4 separate regions of the Mus musculus genome follow, and all the other regions are linked to region 1. The links are chromatin loops, found by intact Hi-C in ENCODE. Cell type or tissue: left cerebral cortex. All regions are shown on one strand. Region 1 has its middle 3.9 kb from the start of Emx2. Region 2 holds the start of Gm41882 (a long non-coding RNA gene). Region 3 has its middle 19 kb from the start of 4930442E04Rik. Region 4 holds the start of Gm33756 (a long non-coding RNA gene).

Region 1 (4,000 bases):
TTATGGGCATTAGATTCAGCCCTATAAAAAAGGGTATGCATTTGAGGCCACATTCTCCTCATTCCTGAACCAGACCCCAAATATAGCTGAGAAATCTCTCCCTAGTTTCATCTGGGTTGTGGAAATAGAGGCTGTGCCTCTGAAGACTGGAGCCCAAAGAAGGGCGGAAGTCTTGGGCCATGCCTAGTCAAGCAAGATTCAGAGGAGCTAGGGCTTCTAGAAACAAACGCTAGAAACAAACGCTTCCACTTGGTCACACTGCAGATACTCTGGAGGAGGGTGAGAAGGTGAGTCTTGTCTTGAATGGGTCTGCAATGCTGTGACTACAAATTAGGACCACTAAACTCTTCACTCAGAACCAAATACCTCCCCCAGCATTAGCATCATTAGCATTAGTACGCTTGGCTGTGGGTATCACAGCCATTGACTTTGAGCGGCAAGGAATCCAGACCTGTTTGGAAGATTTGATTGAAACTCCCATATGTTGGTGGGACTTACTTGATCCCTCACCTCTCTGTACCAGGGTGTACTGGGGAAATGTCTTGAGGGAATGAGCACCTAGCTTCAGACAAGGGCCTCCAGTCTCTTGCATGAGGCAGGGGCATATCACCAGTTTCATGATCCTCAGCAAGCCACCAGCCTCTTGCAAAGTTCCCTTCTACCATTAGATTGCCGACCCGAGGTGGTCTCTGGGTGCCCTGCAGGTAGCCAGTGCTCAAGAGCAGCAGGAGCATTTGGCAGTCAAGTACATGAACCCAAGGAGGCTCTGCCCCTTCTCGCTCAACCTCCACTGAAGAAGAAAAGCGGGTTTCCGGTGAGTCAGGCTGGGTGCAGAAGCCATAGATGCCAAATAATCTATGCTAATTCATGCTCCCAGCCCAGAGGTGCCCCGGAAGAATCTGGTCTCCTCAGCGTGTAGAGGAATTAACTAGAGAGTAACTTATTAACCACACTGACCAGCAGAGGCGCACCAGGGCTCCGGGCATTCAAGTCCAGCTTGAGACCCAGAGCTCATAGATGGCCTAGCAGAATTCTAGTCCTAGGTTCCTTAAGGACCCAAGAAGCCACTGTTTGGTTAAGTACCTGTACACACAGCTGGGCTGATTCTCTTTGCCCAGTGTGCACTCCAAGTCACTGGGGGATTGGGCACCATGGTTTTTGCAGAGGACTAGAAGACACATGTGAATGTTCTAATAATGCATTTGTCTCTTACTGAAAGACCAGCGTCAACACCTCAGTCTCTCCTGACCTCATTTTGTCATATGTAAAAATGCAGCCCGTACAGTCTAGAAAGCAGACAGGAGCAGTGGCCATTGAGTTTCTGTATGGCCGTATGATCAAACAGTTATTTAGTGGAGTAAAGGTAATTACAGACCCCGTTTTCAAAGCTGTACAGTACGAAGTGTGAATTTTACTATTTGTAGTTATACCTAATAAAACTACCCCACCCCCAGTACATTGGTAGCTTTACTGTGTGACCTTGGGCAAGCTAAGCTATCCTCTTTGATTCTTTTTCCTCTTCCTCCAAATGGGAATAAACAATAATACAATAAATAGCATTTGGGATTGTTGCAAGAGATTGGCAAAGCAAACTGTTCAGACAGTGTCTAGCACATATGGAACCTTAATAAAAGCCAGCTCCTCTCGTGGATGTTGCTGTTATTATGTGCCTCCAGCCAGGGCATCACAGACCGAACAATAATGCTGTAAAAAGGCATCCACAGTAACCTCACCCCTGCCTGCCGTGTTCCTCTGTGCTTCCCGTAGGAGGTGCTGGATTCTTGAATCTCTACAGGTATCAAAGGGTAGTGATCTCTGAGGATCTGTGATAACCATGGGCTTTGAGTATCCTGCAAAGCCTCTGTTTACAGAGAAGCAGTGCCCTCAACTCTGCTTGTGGGGTTGCTAGGCCCCAGAGCTATCTTGGGTGGGTGGATAGCATCAAGCAACTCTAACGGATAGAACTTCCTGGGACAACTAGATGTGTATCACAAATGTCTGAATAAATGTGTTAGAAGTTGTTGAGGTTGGGTGAGCTTAGCTCATTTTTAGTGTTCTGTACATTTTCGTCATTGCTAGGCTGGTGTTTGGACCCTGTAGTGTCCCAGAGTAGTGAACCTCACTGTATACCACCAGTGGCCCTCAGGCTTGTGTCAGATGTCCTGAGAAGGCCCACTCTAGCTCTGGCTGCGAAGTTTCTCCAACTCTGTAATTGTGATCCCAGTCTCCCCGGCCTCTGAAAGCTACAGCGGCTGTGGGAAAACGAAAAAAGAGAATTAAGACCTTAAAAACATTTTTTAAAATTATCACGGTAAATCCCTTTCTGGCGTTGTCCCCAGAGTTCTCTCGCGGAGTAGGCAGGGATGCCCAGGGCCGCGATCCGCGTGTGTGCAGCGGCGCCTAGTGGCGAGGGATTCGAGAAGGCGCGATGCCCTCTGAGCTCCCTGAGAGTGCAAGGGGTTGCAGACCACTGCCACCAATCTCAGTCTGAACCAGAGGAGAACCTCTGAGGAGGTTCATGGGACTTGACCTTGCTTCCCACCTGTCCCCATCGGCTTCAACTCAATTCACCCTCACTGGAATTTCCCCTTCTCTGGGAGCCAGGCTTTCTTCTAAAGGGAGCAAGGAGGAATGGATAGGATACACTCTAACAAGGACGTGGTGACGGGGACTATCTAGGCAAGGGAGATAGCTAGTTACTGCGCAAGGCGAACACAGCTCCATGACTAAGTACCCGGATATCGTTGCTTAATCACTGTGACTTAAAGGAATGGACTTGTAGTGACCCTGACTGAATGGGGTCGGGAAGAACTTGGGTTGCCAGGTTCAGCTCTCCTAGATGTATGCCCCCTTGCGACGGGGAAGAACGGGGGTGGGTCCTTGATTATTGTGCAGGTGAAGAGTATCTCACTAAATGCAAATCCACAAGACTAAGGGGCAGCGTTGGGGCTATGGTGACATGTCCTGCCACCAGACACTCACGGACTTCATCTTTCACGGAGCAACCGAGCTCTTCTCTTGAGGTGAAGCAGTAGAATCCGCATAGAATTGATGGAAGCCTGGATGGTATGAAGAGGGCTTGAGCATTACTGTCAGCCTTACTGCTCAAAGGACAGACTTAGGGGGTGGTACGAACTCTGGAGAGAGCATCTCTCCCGGATCATGGCTTCTGCTGCGCCGAGTGACTTGCAGGAAAGATGCATTGCCTGTGAGTTTCTGGATTTCTGGAAGCCAACGTTTCAGTCCAGAATGCCACACTACTCTGGGAGACACACCAGGGGCATAGGGCTTTAATGCCATCATTGAATCTCGTCAATCCTCAGCACACACAGCTCTGGTGATTCATCATTGAAAGCAAAGAAATAATCAAAGGGGGAGGGATGTCATCGTTTCTTTCTCCATCAGCTGCCTTCAAATAAGAGATTATGGCTAAACAAGGCAGGGAAAACAGATGTTCTCACACACAAGGATGCAGGAGCCAGGGACCATGGACAGGCTTGCCCAGGTGACTTTCCAGAAGGAAATGAAATAGCTCTGTCCCCACCCCCTCCAGTCATCCCAAAGCTGCCCTTCCAAGACACACATAGGTCCAGGATGTGGAGGGGATGGAGGGGGGTTTTCAGGCACTTTCCTGGGCTCTCTAGTAGCTTTGTCCCCAACTGCTTTTGACCAGAACCCCACAGAGGAGAATGGATCTCCACCTGGAAAATAAAGGATTGCTAGATGTAATAGACAACAGAATGCCCTCTAGAATGCTATTCTGAGCAGTCGCCTCTCCTTTCTGGAATTCCATACTTTTCTAGGGTAAAGAACTGGACCTAGAAAGGAAGGGGTAAAGCCATCTGAGGAAAAAGAGAAATGCCAGGCTTTTTCTTTTGGACTCTCCTTGAAAGCTGGGGAGGATGCCAGGAAGACTTGGGAAACACTATTAGCTCCTGTCCTGTGTGGAACTTGGCTTTAAGCAGGTCCTTTCACACCCACGAGTCAGCGAACTTTTCAA
Region 2 (4,000 bases), 870 kb before region 1:
ATCAGAATGGTTACTTTTGAATCTTGAATTATTTGGCTCCCCTCCTTAGTATTTTAAGTATTTTCAATCCTTTAATATGGAGAGGCCTAATAACTTCTGGCAGGCTTCATTTTTGTTTTTATGAAATATGAACTATACCAGGTAAGCAAACTTCTATATTTAGATGGGATTTTTGTCTTGTGCCATCTGCCTTTTAGCTAGAGAAACAAAGTGCAAATTGTTTTCTAAAAAGTCCTTTTTTTTTTTTCAAAGGAAATCTAATAAGCGGTCCTTCAGTGGGTGAACTTTAGTGTGTTTATTTTTCTAGTTTTATTATTATTTTTAACTATGCGCCTCTGTGTGGGTATGCACATGCAAATTTAGGTGCTCAAGGAGGCAAGAAGGTGTTGGATTCCCTGGAGCTGAAGTTACATGCAGCTCTGAGCCATCACATGTGACTGCAAGTTCTTTTAACCACTGGGCCACAGCAGCACCAAGAACAAGATTTTTATACTTAAGCTATAACTCTGCAAGTTCAAGATCAGAGAGAAGAAAATAATATATGAGACAGAATAGAAAAGTTCAGAAAGGAGCAGAGGACCTGACATGCAGCAAAGAAGAGAGCCCCTTCCTGAAAACACAGACATAGTGGGGACCAAGGTGTGATTGGCCTACAGGGGAAAATGCATTCCTTGCAGCAGTTTACAGGCAAGAAATTGTCAAAGTGGTTACATGTAAATTCTGCTACAGCTTCAATGACCCGAGCCAGGACATCTTTTTCTGTTTGATCTCATTTTCTGTCTTTAAAATGGACCATTGTCTATAAAGCCTTCTCAGTTTTAAGAAAACTCTCCCTAATCAATTTCAATATTCAATAGCTATCAATTCCCAACTGTTCCAGTGCAGAGTCAAACTTATCACTGTGGAGTGTGTGGGGCCAGGACAAAAAGCCAGGAAATAATAGAAACTTCCTTGTTTATCTGACTTGGCTCAGGGACAATCCTTTTGACTTCCTTTCCAACATGAGTTTTGTACTAGATTCTTCTGGTAATATTACAATTATATTTAGGTTACATTTGAAATATCTACAAATAGTCTCTTGGGTGGCAAGGAGTGGGGCAGGAGAGGGATTAATAATTTCTTGGAAAATGCGGGAATTGGTGGATTTGAAAACCACTTCCAGGTGCTATTGAACTTAGGGTCACCCCAGTTCCTGATAGGTGTTATAATGTCTAGAATGTTTCAGAAACATTGATGTGGTAAGAACTGGAGGGATCAAGAATCCAGGAATCCCAGGAGAGAGCTAAAGGGAGCGTCTTATTTCTAGATTGAGATTCTTTCAAAACAGACTTTTAAACCACAGACTGTTTAATTTGCAAATTTGAGACGGCATCACTTGGAGGTACCACACAGTATCTTTGAGCCATTTTAGTTTGTTTGGAATCCTCTTTCAAATTAATATCTTCCTACAAATTAATAGCTGTGTTGATAGGAACCAGAAAATTCTGACTGAGTCAGGAGAAGCCAGAAATGTTTAGATTGAGATATGAATTTGGCTATGAACCTTTGAGGGTTCCCAGGCAGAAAAGTGATTTCAAGTTTTTAAAGTCTGGATCTAAATTTGATGTCTACAGCAAGAAAGCAGCACCCGTTCATAGCCTTCACCTGAGTTCATTGTACACCCTATCCCTGGTGAATGTAATGTTGGCCAAATGGCAGAATTGGAAGGGAGTTTGAAAAGCTTCCACTCCACACTCTTATTTTCAAAGAGGAAAAAGGAGACTCATTTTTAGCTTCCCTTTCTATGTGTGAAAGCAACAAATGACTTAGTCTCTTGACATAGATTCCAAGCAGACAGTGTCCTGTTTTCCAGGATTGGGTAATTGACCACTGGCCAGTAGGGCTTTGCTGTGTGTTGGCTTTTGCAATATTGAACTCCAGCATTGGTCAACACAATGCCTATCTATGGCATGCATGAGTCTATCATTTCTATCCATGTCCCAGTCCCCTTAGAACTAAAAGCCACAGATGCTTCAACATGTCCAAGGAAAATTGGGGAGACTTTTATTAGCTTTGGTTTTGACTCCATTCTCATAAAGTATGCAAAATGTGTCATTTATAAGAACAGCCCAGAAGAACAGTTGCAAATTATAATATAAAACAAGAAAACGATGTCACAGAAACAGAGACCTGGCTGTGGCAGATGCCCTGTCAAAGGAATGATTTATAATCTGGAAATACAAGCAGCAAGAGAGGCCCACCAGCTAGGACTGCATCATCCGAGGCAATCAAACCCTGCAAATATAAAGCAATTTTGTATTCCCATTTCCAAGGGCTCCCCACAATAAGGACTCTTGTATGCCCAAGTTTAGTATTCAGAGCAGAAACCACAAACTCTAACAGCCCCTCCTGGTCAAGATAGTTAATCACAGTTCCCAGGCGCAGGCAGGCTGTCAGAGCATTGCTCCAAGCGGCTGGGGACTTGCCTGCGTGTCAGCTTCTCTCTCTGAGAGCTAGAAAACGATGGTGGGTCAGACATCCATTTGCTTTGTATATTGATATAATTTCATCAGAATTTATGATGTGGGAGTTATTGCACAGGCAAGAAATGTAATCTAACCTTCATCTCACACAATGCGGCAAAGATATTATGTTCTCCAGAAAATATATCCTGACTTGTTGAGTCAGATTATACACATGCCATCCTAATGGGCTTCAATATTTCCTTGGACAAGTCATTGCTATTTGCGTGTATATTAAATTGGCTTGTGTAGAAACTACTTTTAAATAAATAATGAAGAATTCTAATGCTATTACTTCTTTTCATTTTTCTCAAGTTTTGGCATGTGCATGCATTCTGGTAAATTTTAAACATCTGTGTATAGCTTATCCTAATTTCTCCAGCTCATATTTGGATCTGACTATTGCATGACACACATACATGATTCTCTTTAATCCTTATAAAGAGGTCATAGGACTCCAGTCCTTAAGCAGAATACATGTCAACAGTCTTCCAAGACTATTTCTTATAGATGATCGTTACACAGAGACCATCAGTCCTGGCGTTGTTCGGCTCTGAAAATAATTTTGATCACCTTGAGTTTTGTAGCTTTTCTCAGTGGAAAATTTGGATGTAAAATATGTCCATAAATGAAGGGCTTTCTAGATATCACTTAAGTGTTTCATCTAGAGCTAAACATTATTTGAATCAATTTTCAAAATTAAAGAAAGAAATGACAACTTTAAGATGCAGAGCACTGCATCTTAGCAGTGGCCTGCCCATGTGTCTGTACAAGTATCTTTTTGTTGTGTTTCCTACTTTCTCCTAGAAATGTTGCTAGGAAGAGTGATTATTCGCTCACTGTTCCTGGTCGATCCAGGCAGCAAACATCACTACTACAGTCTCTCTACACTCCTATTCTTCCTCCTCCTGTTCATCTTACCTATCCTTTCTTTCTTATTTAAGTGTGTGCATGTGATGTGTGTGTCTGACTCTGTATGTTTGTGTGTATTGTATATATGTCTGTATGTGTGTGTGTGTGTGTGTATGTGTGTATATATGTATCTGGGTCTCTAAGTGTATGTGTGCATGAATTTGTATGTTTGTGTGTGTGTGTGTGTATATAAATATGTATATATGTGTGTGTGTGTGTGTGTGTGTGTGAGGGAGAGAGAGAGAGTCTGTATGTGTATGTGTATATGTGTGTGCGTCTGTGTATGTATGCACATTAATATGTAGGAATATAGGTACAACACAGGAGTAGGGGGCAAAAGTCAACCTCAGGGGTTGGTCCTCACCTTCTTTCTTGTTTGAGACAGAGTCTATTCAATTTTTTTATCTACTATATATGTCAGGCTAGTTGACCCATGAGCCTTTTGGGATTCTCATACCTCTACCTCTGATTTCTTCTTCAGGACCAATGAGGCTATAAATGTTTGTTTAACATACCTGTTTACCACTTTTCATGGTTTCTGCAGATTCAAACTTGCATCCTCATGATTGGATAGCAAGTACTTTTAT
Region 3 (4,000 bases), 260 kb after region 1:
TAAAGTGTGTATTAAAGTGACTGAAATTTTGTTCTTTTTTTTTTTTTTTTTTTTTTTTTAAGAAAAAACAGTCTCTGAAGTTGTGCACGTCCTAACCTTTACAAATAGACTTTCGGTGCTACTTGAACGTGGTTCCCTTGAACTTTTTCTTGGAGAAATTTCACATTATTTGTATGTTTCTAAGACTCCTTTTAAAAATAAAAAGAGAGGTTGGAACCACAGACATCAATTTTCCCGCTGGCTTCTTAGAAACAAATTTCTCCCTGTGTGCCTATATCTTACTCTGGTGTAGGCAGATGTGTGTGTGTGTGTGTGTGTGTGTGTGTGTGTGTGTGTGTGTATGTGTGTGTGTGGGGGGGGAGATGCTGGGGGTGCATTCCTGGAGAACTCTGCTTTAACACACATACTGAATTAACACAGGTTCAAGCATCCTTTGAGTATCTGGGTGGCAGGGATTTAGAGGGTTGAGCCCCCAGACCATATGCTGGGTACGCTAAGGAGGCTGTAAAAACTCCTGGTCAGGATCATGGAGGTGGGAGACAAAATCCAAAGCTGTTCATCATCTTGACAGAATATCCACTTAGACTGAGTATTGGGATCAAAATTGTTCGAAGACTTGTGCCCCTTCACATTTGCTGGTCCGGGCTTTTCCAAGGGCCACCTCTGGGTACCGGAGGGCTCACCAAGGACAACTGCTTCAGCATTTGAAATTCTTTGTAAGGAACTATTTGCTTTGAATTCTTCCCAGGTTTTTAGTAATAATTTGAACCGATGCTGAAATCCAAATTATTTTACTTTCATCCTATTGTTTAGCAGCTAGCTTTTCCAATTAAGGTTTCTCTCCTTAAAAAAAAAATTACCTTTTCTGCCTTAACTTTATCCACAAACTGGCTCTTTGTTTAGCTTTTTTTTTTTTTCCTGTCAACCACTAAGGATTTCTATGACAGCAATGTGCATTACTGACCAAATCTCCAAAGCAAGTTCAACAGTTGCTGTTCACATACAGGGGTAGCTTTTAGCCAAAGTCCCATTAAGTCAGTCCAAAAACGGCAGAGGGTGGATTTTCAGAATAATAAATACAGGTATTAAAAGAAAAAAAAAACCAACAACATCATTTCTGTCTGACAACTAGGAATTTGGTTTTTTTTCAAGTGGATGCTTTTATATTAGAAATTTCAAATTAATTATTGTAATAAAAATGTAAGTTGTGGACCTCCAACAAGTGTCCAGGCTAGGCTGCTGCTCCACTGGAGGTCTGAAGCTTATAAAACATGCAAGGTCTGCATGGCCAGCCTTAGCACAGCTAGCCTCCTTGCATCCTTCTCTGTAGACAACCTTAAAAGAGATGGCAAGGTGCACTAAATGGTGGTGAGTGCTCCGTGCAGCACAACTCAGCATCCCCATGTCCGACTGCAGCCCTCAAGGAGACAGACTCAGAAATGCAAGGGGAAATAACAATGACTAAAAAACTACATGCTCACCCAGAGAATTTTAAGCAAGTTAGTCTGTAGCCTACACAGAATGTTGCTGTTATTTAAAACCACTTCGTATATGTTTCATGTCATTCAAAAATGTTTCCCAAGAGGAAACAAACTTGCCTAATGTTTCATTAACTGCAAAACTAAATTGGACTTGAATTTTTGGATGATCTGACTCTACCCGGTTGTGAAAGAACCCTGCCAGTCCTTGGTCAGACTGTTTTCTGTCTGTGTGGTAGGTTACACTGGATCATCTCCAAAAGCTGCAGAAGGGTCACTGTGGCCCTGAATTTTTTTTTTTCCGTTTTGTCTTAACAAATGTTTGTTTAAAACAAAGCTGTGATTTCCCCCACAGATCTTGATTTAAAATAAGTGCTCGCTTTTCATCTGATTTAAATTTTCTTCTGAGGTCCAGAGAACACAGAAAACAGAAAGGCTCTGATTTGCTGATTTGAAGGACTTGCTGGTTTCAATATCCAAGACTCTGCAAACTACAGGTTTTTCTGTTGTGCAATGCAGGTGGTAAAAAGCAGGTGAGTCTGGCCGAGGGTATAAAAGGGGTGGGCTGCGGCAGAAGAACGCTCTGGCTGAGACCAAAGCCTGAGGCTGCAATGGTGTTTTTGTGGAAAGCTGATGAAATTCACAATGGTCCCTAAGCTAAACTCATAAGCCAGCAGTTCCAAAGCAGCTCTCTGAGATTGCAACTGGTACCCTAAGCCCTTTGGGGCTCAGGACACCCCAGCTCAGAGCACCTCCAAAGCAAGCCACCTATAGCAGAGCAGAAACTGCTAGGAGGAGAAAGATCTTTTGCTTTTGCTTCAAGAAGAAGGTTGCTTTTCCTTCGAGCCCTTGTTTGTTTTTGCCTCAGCATTTCCCTACCAGCAGGAGACCATTACTCGGGACAACGTTCTATTCCATCGTCATTATCTCCCACAGAACTAAAACAATGCTCTGTTTGGCCTCCCAGGCAGGGGGGGGGGTGCTCTGCTTCTGCTTAAGCAGAGTTTCGGGCTAAGTTTTTGACCCCTGTCACTTGGACATCCAACAGGGATACCTGGTGACAATGTTTTGTTTTGTTTTGTTTTAATCTGCTATCTTGTGTTTTGTTATTTCATTCTCTGAGAAATAGCCCAGAAACTCGATTCTGAATCAAGAGGAGTCTCACCGTGGTGGGGGAGAGGGTCCTGCTCAAGCAGCATGGGCCCTTTCTGTAAATCAGCTAGATAGGATTTATCTGCAGTTGTCTTAGTTTTTCTTTTGTTTGGTGCTGTTGAAGAGCAAAGCTAAAAGGCTTTGTAATACTGTGTCGCTGAATATCTGACCCTAAAATTTAGAAACCTTAAGGTCTCAGAACTTTCCATTAGACCCTGGTCTTTTCTGTCTTTTTAAATATATTTGTGGATTAGATAGGCACACAGATAGATACATGATAGCTTAGATTGGTAGATTATGGGAGAGGAGTTAGAGGGGAAGAAATGGGGATGGATTTGATCAAAATACATTGTAGAGTAGATAGGTAGGATTATATTAATAGATAATAGATTAGCTAGATAGTGACTAGGTAGCTAGATGATATTAAATGTGAATTAAATAGATGATAGGAAGATAGAAAATAGAATAGCTAGTTAGATTAATAGGTACATGACACTAGATAGGTATGTAATAGAGTAGATAACTAGATTGGATTAATAGGGGATAAATTAGATTTAATAGGGGATAAATTAAGTAAACAATAGATTAGATTGATAGCTATACGATAGATTTCATCATGAATGGATAGATATTGATTGATCGGTAGAGGTTAGATTAATAGATACATACTAGCTAAGTAAATAATAGACTAGATAACTGCATTAAATTAAGAGGTTGTAGATTAATTAGATAGATGCTAAGATAGTGGGAAGATAGATAGATAGGTAGAAAGAAAGATAGACAGATGATAGGTAGATAGCCTGCCAATCACTAACATTCTGGAAGGTGTTGAAACACAAGGTTTTATAGGAAAGCAGGAGGGTCAGGGCCCCACCCTGAGCATTCCCTCCTGTGAGACTCCAGCACTAAGTGCTGTCTCCTAGAAAATGTTTCTTAGTTTGAACAGTGCTAGCAACTGAAAGCTGTTTTTGTCCTACAGTTGAAGACTCAGTAGGACACTTTGTTTCGCCCTTGAACTTGAAGCAAACGAATTGGCCACAATTGGCAGTTGCTGCCATCACTTTATTACCCTTGTTTAGCTATGAGTAACTTGAGACGTCCAAATGTAACAGCTGTGGATAATAAAAGTGTAATTGGCTACCTGAAGAGATTAAGCCCTATGCTAATGAGGCCAAGGTCTATGCTGATTGGCCCCCCTCCTCAATCCTACCCCTAGATGGCCAGCAGAGAACAGTTCACAGCTCAGGTCCCACTGGGAAGCCTGTGAGTAGGTAGTAGAGATGGCAAAAGGCTGAAGTTCTGGGGTTGGGGAACTAGACAGGCCTGTGCTTGAGACGCCCGCCGCTCAGTGTGAATGAAGCTGAGCACCT
Region 4 (4,000 bases), 65 kb after region 1:
CAAGGACATTCAAAATCATAAACTATGACCATAAACTAGAGGCACATACCTGCAATCCCAGCACTCAGGAGGCATATGCAGGAGGATTGTGAGTTTAAGATAATCCTCGGCTACAGTTAGTTTGAGACTAACCTGTGTTACATGATACCTTAAAAAAGAAGGAGGAGAAGGAGGAGGAGGAGGGGAGGGGGAGGAGGAAGAGGAGGAAGAAGAGGAGGAGGAGGAAGAGGAGGAGGAGGAGGAGGAGGAGGAGAAGAAGAAGAAGAAGAAGAAGAAGAAGAAGAAGAAGAAGAAGAAGAAGAAGAAGAAGAAGAAGAAGAAGAAGAAGAAGAAGAAGAAGAAGAAGAAGGAAAAGAAAGTAAAGAGCGAGAGAGGAAGAGGGAGGAAGGAAGGGGAGGAAGGGAGAGGGAAGACAAGGAAAGCCTGTGCTTACTTGGGTCTAGGATGTTTGTGATCTTCAAGCTTAACTACATCAGTGTTCCTTCCTCATCCTAAGGAATGAGGGGTTAATCCCAAACTGCTGATAAGTCACTTCAAGGCCACAGGAAGCCCCCCAACTCCTCTCTGAGGAAAGGAGGTGCCACAGGCCCATCTCTCACTGCTTTTGAACTTTGGCTAGTGGACAGCCACAGGCATGTTCTGCAGGCACCAGGTTGTATCATCAGAGAGGCCATGCAGTGAGAAGATGATGGCGTGGGAAGTCAGCTGCCTCCTGCAGAGGTAGAGCCTTGACAGGAGATGAGAGAGATGCACCACTCTCTTTACCACTAAGCATTTTTAAGTAGCCCCACTTTGAAATCAGGTAATGTGCTTGCTGCTTAAGCATGAGGCACTGAGTCAGTATCCCCAGCTCCGATGTAAAAACAGAACAAACACCCCCCCCAAAAAAAAAGGTGTGGAGGTGCACACTGTAATCCCAGTGACTGAAGGCAGAGACAGGAAGATTCGTGAAGCTTCTAAAACAGCTAGTCTAGCCAAATCGGGGAGGTTCTGTTTCAGTGTAAGGCTCTTGTCTAGAAAAAGAAGGAGGAGGAGAAGGAGGAAGAGGAAAAGGAGGAGGAGGAAGAGGAGGGGGAAGTAGGAGGGGGAGTAGGGGAGAAAAAGAAGAGGAGAAGGAAAGAAGGAAAGGAAGGAAGGAAGGAAGGAAGGAAGGAAGGAAGGAAGGAAGGCAGGCAGGCAGGCAGGCAAGCAATTGAGGAAGACAATTTCTAGTCTCCTCACACGTGCATGCATGCATAAAGGTACCCACACATATGTGTATGCATACCCACAAACAGAGAGCACTGGTATGGTGTGCACCACCACACAACCATCTCCTCTTTTTTAAAAAGAAAACAAAAAAAACCAAATTTCCTAGGGGGCTAGAGAGATGTTTTCGTGGTTAAAACACTGACTACATTTTTAGAAGGCCTGGGTTTGATTCTCAGAACCCACATGGAGGCTCACAACTACCTGTCACTCCAGTCCCAGGTGATCAGAGACTCTCTTCTGTCTTCCATGAGCACTACAATGAACACTGTGCTCTGACATAGATGTGCGTTCAGGCAAACACCCACACTCATAACAATCAAATGAAAAAATATTAAATTATTTAGTAGGTGTGTGTGTGTGTGTGTGTGTGAACATGCTTACCCACACGAAATCCCAGGAGGCCAGAGGACACCTCCAGTTAGTTACTCCTCTCCCACCGTGAGGATCCGGGAACTGAACTCATGTCGGTAAGCTTGGCAGCAGGTGCAGTGCTGACTGAGGCATTCCCATTGAGTTTGATTTCAGAGAACTCCTCAACCTTGTCCTACCGAGCAGGATTCAGATGTAAAGTAGCATCTCTATGGCAACCTTGGGGTCATAGAGAACGGACTGTGGGTTAGTAGTTAACCAACAATCTAATAGAGAGTCCTGGTTTCATGAAATTCAACAGATAGCAGAGAGACGAGGCAAGGCCACCGAGGTTAACAGTACTAACACAGTCGTGTTTATCCCACGGGACAGCCTACCTCCTGCACAGTCTCAGTTAAGACATTACAGTTGGGCATACAGGCACTCTCCATCCTGGCACTGATAATTCAGCAGCTGCCACCCTGAAAAACCTCTACCTCTGGGTCGCCCGACTGTAAATCCCAGACCCTTGCCTGAGTATAGGTTACATGCTGCCCCCTGGTGGTTAACTGTAGACAGCTTCCTCTGATCTAACTTCCTCAAAAAAGGGAGGGGGGAAGCGCCCTCCCCCCATTCCCTCCACCTCCTCACCCCACTACCTCACCACCACTCCCCCTTCACCCACAGGATGTGGCAAGTGCCAATGGGTTTCTCATGCCAAATCTCTCAAAAAGGTTGAAGGTTCTTTTTATTTTTCCCTGCGATGTTCTTTCTAGAAAGGTCTCTGGAACCTACTAGTTTGCCACTTCCACACCCAAAGGACTGTTAGTAAGTCCCGGAGCTGAAACTAGACTATAGACCTTCCGCTTTCCCTTCACATGGGCATTCTACCTCTCTGCACGGCCTAGAAACTGCAATCGCCCTGCTTCAGTATAGGACTACGAGGCACGGGGGTTGGGGGTGGGGGTGAGGTGGGGGAAACGGGACTGTTGCCATAACAACCAAAAGCACAGCTTTATCCCCAAGACAGAATTTCTTGAACTTTCTTACTTCTCTAAGGAGGGGGCGAGTAATCACTCTCGGTTAATCTTTATCCCTTTGTAAACATAACTTCGAGATGAAGACACTGACAACGCGGCTAAACAAGCCTTTGCTGGGCTTCAGCATCCCTGCCTGTTCTTTTGGAGAATATGATTGACAAGGGGAGAGGGTCCCTAGGGGAGCGGTTCTGTTTGAAGGCTGCAGTGAGGGTCTCTGGGCAGCAGGACAGCAGGGGGCATAGTGTCTGTGGTGAGAGAATGAAGAGAAGGCAGGAGGGATCCTAGGCAGCCCGAGCTGGGTCTGCAGCTTCTACAGACTTCATTATTGTTCAGCAGGCTGGCGCGGCCACACTGTGTCTTGGCTGGACAGGGCAATTAACAGCTCCCCACGATCCTAATGAGTAGCTTTCTTGAGGTTTAAGCTGCCTGCAGAGTTTCCCAAGGGAACTTGCTTCTGGAAGCCAGTTCCTCAGAAGTGCCCTCCCCTGGGTGCACCCAGTCCAGGGCTACTGGATTTGGCCAGTTGGTCGGAGGCTGAGACTTCAAGGTCCATGACCAGCTTGTGATTGTCACCAACAGCACCATTCAGCTATAACATTTCCAGTGGAACCAGCTAGGAAGTTTTTTCTCGAGACCCTTTCTCCTCAAAGATCCACCATGCTTTGTCCCGCACACACCTGGGGATGAATATAGAACTCAAGACAGGGTTCATATCTGCCCAAGACCCAAAACTCTGCCCTATATCAAAATCTGAGCCAATCTGCCCACCTCCTACAGAACTTCAACTTGAGATAAAGGGAAAAATCTGTTTCTGGGCAGTAGCAAGAATAGTAGGAATAGAAGCTTAGTAGAATAGAATTCAAGCCAGGCCTGAAAGGCAGAGAAAAGGGTCTCTAACTGGCTACTTGCAAGCATGCAGAGCTCTTCAGCATGTACCTGTTCCCTGAAACAGTCTGACTGGAAGGACCACACACACACATTCACATCAGTGCAGTGGGCAATGGTGAGTTGTCATCTAACTGACAAAGTGGAAGGCCCCACTTTGTCCTCACCTGAGGTCCAGCATAATTCAAAAAGCACCTTCCAATCTTTGTTTGTATCTATGAAGCAGAGACCTGTGGAAAGCATCGTCCTCCTTCCCAGGGGCACAACCCCTGGGTCTGCCAATTTTAGTGTGGCCTGCAAGGTGTGGCTGGTCTTTGCAGTCTGAAGCCCACCACCACCTTCTGTGTGAAACTCTAGCCACACGGTTGCTTCTGAGGTGCTGTTTCCTGCACCCATAGTTTTGCTCCACAAACACTTCCTATCCCTAACTGTGTAGCCAGCTCCATCCCAACCTTCAGAACCATGTGCTCTAGGAT

The links. Hi-C counts contacts between places; a loop is a spot of excess contacts. Peaks named below come from ENCODE experiments on the same cell type or tissue, not always from the same donor. Only the 100,000 strongest peaks of a DNase experiment are listed, where the experiment ranks them.
Region 2: a loop joins it to region 1, with 2.2 times the contacts of the local background. A loop is called at or near these places in 17 of 42 quality-filtered maps.
Region 3: it touches region 1 in a loop (5-fold over the local background); 2 of 42 quality-filtered maps call a loop at or near these places.
Region 4: a loop joins it to region 1, with 2.3 times the contacts of the local background. A loop is called at or near these places in 3 of 42 quality-filtered maps.

What each region holds. Positions count from the first base shown.
Region 1 is chr19:59,452,789-59,456,788 of GRCm38, reverse strand. It overlaps Emx2os. Among named protein-coding and RNA genes, the nearest start is that of Emx2, 3.9 kb to the left of the region's middle. In left cerebral cortex, CTCF peaks have their summits at 972 and 2,406; DNase peaks (open chromatin) are centred at 861 and 2,390.
Region 2 is chr19:60,323,706-60,327,705 of GRCm38, reverse strand. It overlaps Gm41882 (a long non-coding RNA gene), which reads left to right and starts at 2,444. Exons shown (of 3, transcript XR_877977.1): 1 at 2,444-2,505. In left cerebral cortex, a CTCF peak has its summit at 2,383; a DNase peak (open chromatin) is centred at 2,355.
Region 3 is chr19:59,189,044-59,193,043 of GRCm38, reverse strand. No RefSeq gene overlaps it. Among named protein-coding and RNA genes, the nearest start is that of 4930442E04Rik, 19 kb to the right of the region's middle. In left cerebral cortex, no CTCF peak of the experiment used is centred here; a DNase peak (open chromatin) is centred at 1,690.
Region 4 is chr19:59,387,558-59,391,557 of GRCm38, reverse strand. It overlaps Gm33756 (a long non-coding RNA gene), which reads right to left and starts at 2,097. Exons shown (of 4, transcript XR_386849.3): 1 at 1,998-2,097; 2 at 1,633-1,839. In left cerebral cortex, a CTCF peak has its summit at 2,155 (motif pointing left); DNase peaks (open chromatin) are centred at 2,167 and 3,018.